2 separate regions of the Homo sapiens genome follow, and region 2 is linked to region 1. Evidence: read pairs that join two places in POLR2A ChIA-PET (ENCODE). Cell type or tissue: GM12878. All regions are shown on one strand. Each heading gives the region's core, and the rest is flanking DNA. Links, peaks and the distances in the headings are about the cores only.

Region 1 (6,990 bases), core at 1,645-6,644:
CATTCTTTCTAAGTTTTCCTGAAGATGCACCAATGTTTAACAAGAAAGGAAGGGCAGTGTAGAACACCTATTGCTTTCTGCATGGTAAGAGGGATGGGTATTGGGAGAGCCCACACCTGCTGAGGAGTGCCTTTAGACTTTGAGCGGTGGTGTTTCTCTCCCTCCCAGAAATAGATCTCTTTGGGGAGACAGGCCATACAAGACGTGAATCTGGTGACATTTTACTTGTTTGAAGCAAAATTTTTTTAGATGATGGAGGGTTTTTAAAAATTGCTTTTAAAATTAAAATTTGAATAGATAAGAAGTAATCACTATAAAAAATAATGAAGCATAAGGAATGCTAGTATTAGCTGGGTGTGGGGCACTCACTTGTAGTCCCAACTACTGGAGAGGCTGAGGCAGGAAGAATGCTTGAGCCCAGGAGTTTGAGTCCAGCCTGGGCAACATAACGAGACCCCATCTTTTAAAAAAAAAAAAAAAGAAAAAGAATGCTAATATCGTGAACATTTATGTTCCCACCACCCAATTTAAGAAAAAGAACAATACTTTTGAAGTCCACTGCGTACCCCTCCTTGATCCCATCTCTTTCCCTTCTCTTTTAGGAGTTAACTATCCTGATTCCTTGCTATGCTTTTTAGTGTGATCCCTGAAGAACGTATCACTCCATTTTGCATAGCTATAAATTTCATAGAAATGGAATCGTATTGCATGTGTTGTGTGATTTGCTGTTTTTGCTCATCATTATATTCCTGGGATTATCCATTTTTAGGTTTATGTGTGACTGTAATTTATTGTTTAGATGAAAGTTTTCCTGGTTTGACTTGCTCTATCTTCATATTTTTCCTTAAGCTAAGGGTTCAGCATACGAAGGCAGTATTGGTGGCACTTCTTTAACAGTACCCCATCTCTTCTCCTAGCCTTGAGGGCTGCACCTAGATGAACTTGTGAGGCTCATTTGAACCTTTTGGAAGCACCGAAGCCTGCTGAAGTTTCCAGACATCTGTATGAATCTGTTGTAGTTTTTTAATGTTATATGCTGAATATAAAACCAAGTAACTCCTGCTGGAAACATTTACAATATCGATTAACAAATACTATCAGTGGCTTTGACATTTTTGTCAGTTTCTTGATTTTTTTCCCCGCTTTTGTCTCCCCTTCCCCCCTCCACATTTTGGGGCATTGTGCTGTTAATAGATTTTTTTTCTGTTCGTTTGTTTATATACCTCCTGTTTCCTTCTGATGTTAATAGATTTCTGACAGTCAGACTTGTCCACAAGAACTCAACTGGCAAGGCTGCTTTTCTGTGCTAAAACTGGGGAGCTAGTGGGCACCATGAAGATCTTCTGCAGTCGGGCCAATCCGACCACGGGGTCTGTGGAGTGGCTGGAGGAGGATGAACACTATGATTACCACCAGGAGATTGCAAGGTACTGGGTTGGTTTACAGCAGGCTGCAGCTGGGTGGGGCACTTGATCTCAAAGCAGATGCCTTGGGCTCCAGTCTGAGCGTGGGCTAGGCTGTCACCCAGTGCTTATGATGAGGGCTGGTGTTGGTCCTGAGCAGGTCTGCTCAGCCAGGTAGGTATATGTAGCAGTTAGGCAAAATCATGCCTGTTTGGAGAGTCAGACATTATGTAGCAGCCTTAGCAGAGCCTCAGCATCTGTTTAACGGAGCAAAGAAAACCCAAGCCTCAGTAGTGTTGATGAAGTTGAATCATTTACTTGCCTTACTGAAATGGTGACATGTTCATCATATGGTTAAATTCTTTTGAATGAAAAAAATGAAAATGGTTTTTTTTTTCCCTTAGAAGAAATATTTAAAAGTATGTGAGTTGTTGGCCAGGCGCAGTGGCTCACGCCTCTAATCCTAGCACTTTGGGAGGCCGAGGTGGCCAGATCACCTGAGGTCAGGAGTTCGAGACCAGCCTGACCAACATGGAGAAACCCCGTTTCTACTAAAAATACAAAATTAGCTGGGCATGGTGGCTCATGCCTGTAATCCCAGCTTACTTGAGAGGCTGAGGCAGGAGAATCACTTGAGCCTGGGAGGCAGAGGTTGTGTTGAGCCGAGATCGAGCCATTGCACTCCAGCCTGGGCAACAAGAGCGAAACTCTGTCTCAAAAAAAAAGTATGTGAGTTGTTATGTAGCAATCATTAAGTGCATTCAGTGTGCCAGCATTGTGCTAAGGCTGTGGATACCAGATGAAGAAGATCCTGTTCTCATCTTCAAGGACCATGCAGTTTTGTGGAAGAGACAGGCACATACAAAATTACAGCACAAAAGCCAGGCACGGTGGCTCATGCCCGTAATCCCAGCACTTTGGGAGGCAAAGGGCGGGCGGGCGGGCGGTGGAGGGGGTGGTGGCGGCTGATCACTTGAGGGTCAGGAGTTCGAGACCAGCCTGGCCAACACGGTGAAACCCCGTCTCTATAAAAAAAAATTAGCTGGGAGTGGTGGTGGGCGCCTGTAATCCCAGGTACTCGGGAGGCTGAGGCAGGAAAATCACTTGAACTCGGGAGGTGGAGGTTGCAGTGAGCCAAGGTTGTGCCACTGCACTCCAGCCTGGGTAACAGAGTGAGACTCTGTCTCAAAAAAAAAAAAAAAAAAATTACAGCACAGTGAGATAAAGGCACAAGAGGTCATGGAAGCAGCAAGAACCAGCTGAACTTGGGGTGGGAGGTAATGTTTGAATAATTTCTCAGTTCTAAAGGAAGAGAAGGTGAAGTTTGAGCAGCAGGGATTACAGGTAAGCTTTCAGATGAGCCAGATTGTGGCTGGGTGCAGTGGCCTACACCTGTAGTCCCAGCTACTTGGGAGGCCAAGGCAGGAGGATTGCTTATGCCCACGAGTTCAACATAGTAAAACACTGTCTCACAAACAAACAAAGACCAAAAACAGGCTGGGCACAGTGGCTCATGCCTGTAATCCCAGCACTTTGGGAGACCAAGGCGGGCGGATCACCTGAGGTCGGGAGTTCGAGACCAGCCTGACCAACATGGAGAAACCCTGTCTCTACTAAAAATACAAAATTAGCCAGGTGTGGTGGCGCATGCATGCCTGTAATCCCAGCTGCTCGGGAGGCTGAGGCAGGAGAATCACTTGAACCTGGGAGGCGGAGGTTGCCATGAGCCGAGATCGTGCCATTGCATTCCAGCCTGGGCAACAAGAGCTAAACTCTGTCTCAAAAAAAAAAAAAGAAAAAAAACCACACACACACAGATGGGCTATTCTGGGGAGCAGCTAGCAGTTTAGTGCAGCTGGAGTGTGGTACAAAAGTACTATGGTAAGAGAGGCTGCCGAAAGCATACGCGGGGTCATTTTGTAAAGGGTGGTAGCAAAATGCAGGAAGAGGAACATGAGTTTAAGTCCAAGCTTTGCCACTTCTTTACTCTCTTGGCCAAGTTACTTCTCTGAGCCTTAATATAAAATAATATATACTTCAATATAGTAATACATTATCTCACAGTATAATACAATTATCTTAGAATTGTTTGATGATTAAATGTAATACAGTATCTGGTGCAGAATTAGGGCTTAAAATATTTACTTTTTTTTCTTTTTTTTTTTTTGAGACAGAGTCTCGCTCTGTTTCCCAGGCTAAAGTGCAGTGGCACGATCTCTGCTCACTGCAAGCTCCGCCTCCTGGGTTCACGCCATTCTCCCGCCTCAGCCTCTTGAGTAGCTGGGACTACAGGTGCCCGCTGCCACGCCCGGCTAATTTTTTGTATTTTTAATAGAGACGGGGTTTCACCGTGTTAGCCAGGATGATCTTGATCTCCTGACCTTGTGATCCGCCCGCCTCGGCCTCCCAAAGAGCTGGGATTACAGGCGTGAGCCACTGCACCTGCCCAGGTCTTAAAATATTTCTAAACATTTTGGACATTATTTTCTTGTTTTATTGTTCAGATGGAGTCTTACTCTGTTGCCTTGGCTGGAGTGCAGTGGCGCAGTCTCGGCTCACTGCAATCTCTGCCTCCCAGGTTCAAGGGATTCTCTTGCCTCAGCCTCTTAGGTAACTGGGATTACAGGCATCTGCCACCACACCTGGCTAATATTTGTGTTTTTAGTAGAGACTTGGTTTCACCTGTTGGCCAGGCTGGTCTTGAACTTCTGACCTCAGGTGATCCACCTGCCTCTGCCTCCCAAAGTGCTGGGATTACAGGTGTGAGCCACAGTGTCAGGCCTGGACGTTATTTTCTGAGTGATATATTAAACAGGAGAGAAAGAGGATTGGATTGCATTTTGGAACACTCACTGAGAGCGGTGTGGAGAGGAGAGCATTTGGGGATATTGTAGTCCCAGAGCTGCATAGTCCCAGAGGAGACAGCTCGGGGGAACTTGAGTTTGGTAACTCACTGGATATGATGGAGGGAGAGAGAAGATTCAAGAAGCACCAAGACTTCTGGTTAGAATGACAAAGTGGATGGGGCCTGCAAGGGAGGAATGGGTGGTGTGGGGAGGGGAACACGATGGAGATTAGGCGTTTAGGTTTGGACATCCACATAGAGATGCCAATGGCAGATAGAATTTTGGGTCTGGAGACAGAATTTGTAGTTGTTGGAACTGAAACTGGGAGAGGTTGCAGTCTCTCAAGGGGGTGTGGAATGTGAAAGGTAGAGGGCTGAAGAAGGAATCCCGGAATAGCTGAGGAGGCAAAGAAGGGCAAGGGAGATAGCCAGCATGGAAAGGAAGAAAGAGGGAGTGTGTCTAGCAAGGTCAGAGGCACTGGGAAGTCCCAGATACTGATGACTGACATCAGCTGCAGGAGTGAGCTGGTGGTGGTTACCGAGAGTGATGTCAGTGGAGTGGTGGGCAGTAAGTGTGAAGAGGCCAGGAAGGTGGTGAGTGAGATGCCTTTTAAATAGTGAGCAGAGGTAGAAAGGACTACATTTCAGCTAAGCATCCATAGCTGGCTTCAGATATAAAACCTTGATGTGCCATTAAAAAAAAAAAAAAAAGAACCCCCTTCTTTCAGTGCACCGCTCTTCAAAGTGTGGAATGTGGACCACCTGTGGCACAATTGCCTGGAGCACATTAGCCCAGCCTTCTCAATAAGAGTGAGAGTGTGTGTGTGTGTGTGTGTGTGTGTGTGTTCTGGGACTCTGCATTTCAGGTAAGCTTTCTAGTGATTCTAGTGTTGACCCAAGGCTGGAGGGCCTCTGTTTTAATGTGAGCTCCTTAGCTGTCCCCTTGAATTCCCAGAAAGCGTGGCAGGGCCTGCCTAGTTCTGGGTGCTCATCCCGACCCCGCCTGAGGGTTTTCAGTGTGTGAATTACTGCAGTAGGAAATATGGAGAAGTGATTCTCCTCCCTTTACTACGGTATTGGTGAACTCTTTAGTTTTCCCTGATGATGTTAAGTGAACGTGCCCAGTGGGGTACCTGTCACATATACAGTGGGTGTATGTGAGTGCTTCTCTTTCCCCGGCTGCTCTCCCTAATACCGCATCAGTGGTTATCTCCAGGCAGAGATGTAGGCCAGGTTAGGTCAAGTATTAGGCAGATTGAGTCTGAGTTTTTCCTGAGGAGGAAAATGTGTAGTGTATAGCAAGATCAAGATGCTAGTGGCTGTGGAATTACTGTGACAGGGCTAACTGCCGAGACCAGCTCGGTCGTGGAGACCCTAACCCAGTGGCGCTAGAGGAATTAAAGACACACACACAGAAATATAGAGTGCAGAGTGGGAATTGGGGGGCTGACAGCCTTCAGAGCTGACAGCCACGAACAGAACTTTACCTACATATTTATTGACAGCAAGCCAGTGATAAGCATTGTTCCTATAGATTATAGATTAAAACGGGAAACAAAGGGATGGGCTCTGGCTAGTTATTTGCAGCAGGAACATGTCCTTAAGGCACAGATCACTCATGCTATTGTTTGTGGTTCAGGAACGCCTTAAGCGAAAGCCGCCCTGGGTGGGCCAGGTATTCCTTGCCCTCATTCCAGTAAACCCACGACCTTCAGTGTGGGCATCATAGCCATCAACGAGCATGTCACAGTGCTGCAGAGATTTGTTTATGACCAGTTTTGGGGCCTGTTTTTGGCCAGATTTGGGGGCCTGTTCCCAGCAGCTAACTACTGGAGCATTTTTAGGTCTGAGAACATCTTTCTCTGAGACTTTTTTCTGCAGCACTAGAGAATAACAGCTTGAAACTCTATTAAAATAAAGTGGCCAGGTGCAGCGACGGATGCTTGTATTGTAGTTCTGCTGAGGCAAGAGGATCTCTTGAGCTAAGGAGTTCAAGGCTGCAGTGCCCAATGATTGAGGCTGTTCATAGCCACTGCACTACAGCCTGGGTGACATAACGAGACCCTGTTTCTAAAAATAAACAAAAAAATAGGCCAGGCGCAGTAGCTCACACCTGTAATCCCAGCACTTTAGGAGGCCAAGGTGGGCGGATCAGTTGAGGTCAGGAGTTCGAGAACAGCCTGGCCAACATAGTGAAACCCCATCTCTAATGTAAATACAAAAATTAGCCAGGCGTGGTGGTGAGCACCTGTAATCCCAGCTACCTGGGAGGCTGAGGCATGAGAATCACTTGAACTTGGGAGGCAGAGGTTGCAGTGAGCTGAGATTGCACCACTGTACTCCAGCCTGGGTGATGGGGTGAGACCCTGTCTCAAAAAAAAAAAAATAAATAAAGATAAAAGACAACCAAAAAATAGTTTAAAATAGATGACACGTTTGTTCTATCTGTTTAGCAATGTGTTTATATATGTGAATACTCTTGTGTGTTGATGTGTATCATGCAAAGGTTACTGACTTTTTTGTTTTTTAGGTCATCTTATGCAGATATGCTACATGACAAAGACAGAGTAAGTGTAAAAGGAAACTATTATCTTGATGTGGGGTGTTTTGAAGTCTTGGATTACAAGAAGGTTAAGAATCCCTGGGGGTCATGATGTTAAATGATACTGAGAGGCGTATGGTGTAGAAGTCAGGAAATCAGTTGGGAGACTGGGTCCTACTTCTGGCTCTATTTTTGTTGTT
Region 2 (6,990 bases), core at 1,228-6,227, 400 kb after region 1:
TATGTTTTTGTCTGAAGAGACAAAGGTTGGATATAGCTCAAAATGTCAATTGTGATTATCTCTAGAGTGACAGATGATTTGTATTTTTCTTATTTTTGCTTATCTGCATTTAAAATTTTTTTCTATTGCAGATCTTTATTACTTGTATAATTTTTCAAAGGAAAATATACAGTGCTCAATATTCATGATTAGATAAATTAAAACGACAATAAGATACCACTACCTACCTATTAGAATGGCTAAAATTGAAAAGACTGGCAACATACCAAAGGCTAACAAGGATGTGGAGCAACTAGAAGTCTCATGCATTGCTGACGGCATTATAAAATGGTATGGCCACAGCTGTGGCCTAGATGTGTTTGTCCCCAACCAAACTCATGTTGAAATTTAGTTGTCAGTGTAACAGTGTTAGGAAGCAGTGCCTTAAAGTTGTGATTAGGTCAGGCCGAGCGCGGTGGCTCACGCTTGTAATTCCAGCGCTTTGGGAGGCCGAGGCGGGCAGATCACTTGAGGTCAGGAGTTCGAGACCAGCCTGGCCAACATGGTGAAACCCCGTCTCTACTAAAAGTACAAAAATTAGCCGGGCGTGGTGGCAGGCACCTGTAATCCCAGCTACTCGGGAGGCTGAGGCAGGAGAATCGCTTGAACCTGGGAGTTAGACGTTGCAGTGAGTTGAGATGGCGCCATTGCACTCCAGCCTGGGGGATAAGAGCGAGACATCCTCTAAAGAAAAAAAAAAAAAAGAAAGATGTGATTAGGTCATTAAGATAGATTTATATCTTTCTCAGAGACTGGGTTATTGTGCCTGCTTCCACCTCCACTTTTCCCCATGAGTTAAAGCAGCACCAGGCCTTCACTATATGAGCTGCCCAGTCTTGGACTTCCCAGACTCCAGAATCATGAGCTAAATAAACTTTTTCTTTTTCCTTTTCTTTTCTTTTTTTCTTTTTGAGACAGAGTCTCATTCTGTTGCCCAGGCTGGAGTTGCCCAGGCTGGAGTTGCCCAGACTGGAGTGCAGTGGCACAATCATGGCTCACTGCAATCTCTGCCCCCAGGTTCAAGTGATCCTCCTACCTCAGCCTCCTGGGTAGCTAGGACTACAGGCACGTGCCACTCTGGCTAGTTTTTGTATTTTTTCTAGAGATAGATTTTGCCATGTTGCCCAGGCTGATCTCAAACTTCTGAGCTCAAGTGATCCTCCCACCTCAGCCTCCCAAAGTGCTGGGATTACAGGTGTGAGCCACCGAACTGGCTAAACTTTTTTTGTGTGTTAAATTACCCAGTGTCAGGAATTCTGTTATAGCAACGTAAAACAGACTAAGACAGCCACTTTGAAAAACAGTTTGGCTGGCTGGGTGTGGTGGCTCATGCCTATAATCCCAGCACTTTGGGAGGCCGAGGCGGGTGGATCATCTGAGGTCAGGAGTTCAAAACCAGCCTGGCCAAGATGTCAAAAACCCATCTCTACTAAAAATACAAAAAAATTAGCCAGGTGTGGTGGCGCATGCCTGTAACCCCAGCTACTCGGGAGGCTGAGACAACAAAATCGCTTGAACCCGGGAGGTGGAGGTTGCAGTGAGCCGAGATTGCTCCACTGCACTCCATCCTGGGCAACAGAATGAGACTCTGTCTCAAAAAAATAAAAATAAAAAAGGAAAACAGTTTGGCAATCTCTTAGAAAGCATAAACATATGCTAACCATATGATTTAGTAACTCTGCTCCTAGGTATTTACCCAAGAAGAATGAAAACATATGTCCACACAAAGACGCATACATGTTCCTAGAAGCTTTATTTATAATAGCCCCAAAGAGGAAATAGCCCAAGTGCTCATTAACTGGTAAATGGATACAACAATTAATTGTGGTGTAGCTATACAATAATGGAAGACTATTAAGAAAAAAAACGGGGCCGGGCGCGGTGGCTCCCTCACGCCTGTAATCCCAGCACTTTGGGAGGCCAAGGCAGGTGGATCACCTGAGGTCAGCAGTTCAAGACCAGCCTAGCCAACATGGTGAAACCCCGTCTCTACTAAAAATACAAAATTAGCTGGGCGTGGTGGTGCACGCCTGTAATCCCAGCTACTTGGGAGGCTGAGACAGGGAGAATTGCTTGAACCCAGGAGGTGGAGGTTGCAGTGAGTGGAGATTGTGCCATTGCACTCCAGCCTGGGCAAAAAAGAGTGAGACTCCGTCTCAAAAAAAAAGAAAAAAAAAAAAGATAAAAAACGAACTATGAACTACAGACATACACAACAATATGCTCAAAAGCATTTTGCTAAGTGAAAGAAACATATACAACAGGCCACATACTGTATGATTCCATTTATATGACAATCTAGAAAAAGCAAAACTCTGGGGACAGAAAAGGGCCCAGTGGTTGTCGGGGACCAGGAATGAGGGGTGTGGTCATCTACAAGGGCACAGGGGGATTTTTTGGCATGATGGAACTGTTCTTTTTTTTTTTTTTTTTTTTTTTGAGAGGGAGTCTCGCTCTGTCACCCAGGCTGGAGTGCAGTGGCGCCATCTTGGCTCACTGCAACCTCTGCCTCCCGGGTTCAAGCAAAATTCTCCTGCCTCAGCCTCCCAAGTAGCTGGGACCTCAGGCACACACCAGCTAATTTTTGTATTTTTATTAGAGACGGGGTTTCACCATATTGGCCAGGCTGATCTCAAACTCCTGACCTCGTGATCCGCCCATCTTGGCCTCCCAAAGTGCTGGGATTGCAGGCGTGAGCCACCACACCCAGAGATGGAACTGTACTACATCTTGATTATAGTGGTGGATATACAACTGCTTGTGTCTGTCAAAACTCACAGAACTTGGCCAGATGCAGTGGCTCATGCATGTAATCCCAACACTTTGGGAGGCTGAGGAGGGAGGATCCCTTGAGCCTAGGAGTTCAAGACCAGCCTGGGCAACATAGTGAAACCTCTTCTCTACAAAAAATGAACAAAATTAGCCAGGCATGGTGGCATGCCCACCTGTGGTCCCAGCTACTTGGGAGGCTGAGGTGGGAGGATCTCTTGAGCCCAGGAGGTCGAGGCTGCAGTAAGCCATGATCACACCACTGCATACCAGCTTGGGTGCCAGAGTGAAACCCTGTCTCAAGAAAAAACTCCAAACCAAACCAAAACAAAAAACCTCACAGAACTGAATCCCAAAAAGTGTGAATTTTACCATATGCAAACTAATTTTTTTTAACATGAGGGGAGGCTAAAAAAAAAAAAGAGAAAGAAAGAGAGCGTGAGATCTGTGAAATTCTGGGTAGCAAGGGAATTCCCCATGCATACCCTGAATCAGATCTTTGCAGAACCTCTTAAAATCTAAAGTTTGTCAAGCCCAGCCTGACAGCTGTGTCTGGGACTTGCTGGTGACCTTGGGCAAGTACCTTTGCCTCCCAGAAACATAGTTTCTTAGCCCAGAAAGGGAAGAGAGAGCTCTAAACATCTCTAACAAGGCACAGACATCTATTGAGCACTGAGTCACTGCCAGGCTACCCATACATGTGTTTTTTCACATCAGAAGGGTAGGGCAAGACAATAGTGTTTTAAATGTTCTTTATTAAGTCTTTTTTTTTTTTTTTGAGATGGAGTCTCGCTCTGTTGCCCAGGCCGGAATGCAGTGGCACGATCTCAGTTCACTGCAACATCTGCCTCCCAGGCTCAAGCGATTCTCCTGCCTCAGCCTCCCAAGCCCGAGTAGCTGGGATTACAGGAGCCTGCCACCACGCCGACTAATTTTTGTATTATTAGTAGAGATGGGTTTTACCATGTTAGCCAGGCTGGTCTCGAACTCTTGACCTCAAGTGATCCACCCTCCTCGGCCTCCCAAAGTGCTGGGATTACAGGCATGAGCCACCATGTCAGGCCTTTATTGAGCATTTAGATGTATTAAGCACTTTGCAGGTATTAGTTCATTTCATCCTTATACCACTCCTAGATGGTAGGAACTAGCACTACCTCTATTTTACTAATTGACAAGAACCTAGGTGCGCAGAGGTTTCATAAATTGTCAAGGTCAACATAGCCCAGTATCCCCAGTATTTGATCCAGCCCTCTCATTTCAGGGCCCATGCTCCTAATCATCATACTAAATCATGTGACATTCCTGGAGACAAGCTGTGTGACATCCTCTCAGCATCTCAGTGTTCCTGGACCTTACCCTTTATGCAGTTTAGTCTTTTTTTTTTTTTTTTTTTTGAGATGGAGTCTCGCTGTTGTCGGCCTGGGCTGGAGTGCAGTAGCACGATCTCGGCTCACTGCAACCTCTGCCTCCCAGTTTCCAGCAATTCTCCTGCCTCAGCCTCCCGAGTTGCTGAGATTACAGGTGTCTGCCACCAGGTCTGGCTAATTTTTGTATTTTTAGTAGAGACGGGGTTTCACCATATTGGCCAGGCTGGTCTCGAACTCCTAACCTCAGATGATCAACCCGCCTTGGCCTCCCAAAGTGCTGGGATTAAAGGCATGAGCCACCGCACCCGGCCACAGTTCAGTCTTTTAACTGCGGGTACTCAGCAGTTAGGGATTACAGGTGTGAGCCACTATGCCCAGCCCCTTCCCTGCTCTTGGGTCTAACCTCCTGCCTCTCCCTTCTTGGCTAGACTAAGCTCTTCTCCCTTCTGGGCCTTTGCCCAGGTGGTGACTTCTGCCAGAAACACTGGTTAACTCAGCTTAAATGTCACTTTGCTCCCCATCATATTTCTGAAACTCCGTCTCAAAACAAAATAATAATACATAATTGTTAAGATCATCCTTGTTGGCCAGGCGTGGTGGCTCACGCCTGTAATTCTAGCACTTTGGGAGGCTGAGGCGGGCAGATCACTTGACGTCAGGAGTTCGAGACCAGCCTGGCCAACATGGTGAAACCCTATCTCTACTAAAAATACAAAAGTTAGCTGGGTGTGTGGCGGGTGCCTGTAACTCCAGCTACTCAGGAGACTGAGGCAGGAGAATTGCTTGAACCTGGGAGGCAGAAGTTGCAGTGAGCCGAGATGGCACTACTGCACTCCAACCTGGGTGATAAGCAAGACTACCAACAACAACAACATCAACAACAACAAAAGGATTATCCTTGCTTATTGCTCTGGGTTGTAAATCCTTGGGTTGTAAATCCCTGGCTCCCTTGTCTGTTTATTCCATCAGATCAAAAGCTTCTTCAGGATAGGGAGGGGCCCCTGTCACCAGCCAAGCATTTGTGCATGCTAGGTGCCAGTGAGTGTTTATTGAATGAATGAATGAATGAATGAACGAGTGAGTGAGTGAGTTAATGTGGCCTGAAAAGTTGGACAGTTACTCTGGAGAATTATAGATGCCTCGTCCTGTATCTGGACTCTGGAATTTTCTAGGCCTCATTGGAACCCTTGTCCTTTGCCCAGGTTTTATTGCTCTGCAGGTCTCCACCCTGGCAGGAAGCTCTTGCCACCGGCTACAGTCTGGATCCAGCCTGGCCAGTTCCACCTTTCCCACCTACAACACCTGGCAAGACCAAGACACAGCCCTTCCACAAATACATGAGTACATGAGCACGTGGGGTGGACAAGCCATCCAATCAGTCCTCACTGACTCTGGTAAGGGAACAAACTTCTCCCAGTTTACCTGGGATTTTCATGGTTTTAGCACTGAAAGTCTTACACCCCCAGAGACCCAGGATCCCAGACAAATAGGGGCAGTTGGTAGCACCGGGTTTGTTGGGTCATCTTTGTGGACAGTGGAGGGAGTGGGACCTTCAACACAGATTTATTTATTTATTTATTTTTTGAGACGGGTTTCGCTCTTGTTGCTCAGGCTGGAGTGGAATGGAATGGCGTGATCTCGGCTCACTGCAATCTCTGCCTCCCAGGTTCCAGGGATTCTCCTGCCTCAGCTCCCTGAGTAGCTGGGATTACAGGCACCCACCACCAGGCCCGGCTAATTTTTGTATTTTTAGTAGAGACACGGTTTCACCACGTTGGCCCAGCTGGCTTTGAAATCCTGACCTCAGGTGATCCGCTGCCTCTATTACTTTTTTTTTTTTTTATCTTTTAGAGATAATATTTGACATATAAAGAGAATAAATGTATCACATATATAAATTATAAAGTATAATAATATAGCGAATAATTATGAACTCACCACTCAGCCCAATTCTCCTTCTCCAGAGAAGTACTTGTTAGAAGATGAGGAATTTAATGTCCTTCTCAAGCTTCCTGGCTTCCCTCTCAAGCAATTCCCAATTTTTAATAGTTATATATTATTCATAACATTTACATTTTGTTCTATAGCTATAATTAAATCTTCTGTACTTTGTCTGGAGGTTGAGTCTAAATACTGAAAAGCAATAAACAGCATCATGATTCCGTAAACACCCCTTGCTTGAGAACTCCTGGTCCCCAAAAGGAAAAAATGGGATCCTGTGCAGTGCCAGTTTTCAATCTCAAGAAGCTCAATATCATGGTTCTTAGAGGCAGAAGAGATCTCAAGCCTCCTTCTAGCTAACTGAGTCATTTTACAGAAGATAAATTGAGAGTTAGAGAAGGAAATAAATTTTGCTTCAAGTCATAAGACTCGTCAATTCCTTACACTATGTTCTGGCCTCCTCCTGGGATTTCGTAAATAAATGAGGCCAGACACGGTGGCTCACGCCTGTAATCTCAGCACTTTGGGAGGCCAAGGTGGGTGGATCACTTGAGTTTGAGACCAGCCTGGCCAACATAGCAAAACCCTGTCTCTACTGAAAATACAAAAATTAGCCGGGTGTGAGGCCGGGCGCGGTGGCTCACGCCTGTAATCCCAGCACTTTGGGAGGCCGAGGTGGGTGGATCACAAGGTCAGGAGATCGAGACCATCCCGGCTAAAACGGTGAAACCCCGTCTCTACTAAAAATACAAAAAATTAGCCGGGCATAGTGGCGGGTGCCTGTAGTCCCAGCTACTTGGGAGGCTGAGGCAGGAGAATGGCGTGAACCCGGGAGGCGGAGCTTGCAGTGAGCCGAGATCGGGCCACTGCACTC

What was found. Peaks named below come from ENCODE experiments on the same cell type or tissue, not always from the same donor. Only the 100,000 strongest peaks of a DNase experiment are listed, where the experiment ranks them.
Region 2: POLR2A ChIA-PET joins it to region 1 with 6 read pairs; 1 of 35 experiments calls an interaction of 5 or more read pairs at or near these places.

The regions. Positions count from the first base shown.
Region 1 is chr16:68,314,648-68,321,637 of GRCh38, forward strand. It overlaps PRMT7 (protein arginine methyltransferase 7), which reads left to right. Exons shown (of 19, transcript NM_019023.5): 3 at 1,250-1,427; 4 at 6,779-6,815. The coding sequence starts at 1,333. Among named protein-coding and RNA genes, the nearest start is that of PRMT7, 7.1 kb to the left of the region's middle. In GM12878, for the core only: no CTCF peak of the experiment used is centred there; a DNase peak (open chromatin) is centred at 4,759; H3K27ac peaks cover 565 bases.
Region 2 is chr16:68,717,048-68,724,037 of GRCh38, forward strand. It overlaps a transcript of CDH3 not described here. Among named protein-coding and RNA genes, the nearest start is that of CDH1, 17 kb to the right of the region's middle. RefSeq lists enhancers at 3,178-3,307, 6,550-6,694 and a cis regulatory region at 6,622. In GM12878, for the core only: no CTCF peak of the experiment used is centred there; a DNase peak (open chromatin) is centred at 3,304; H3K27ac peaks cover 1,397 bases.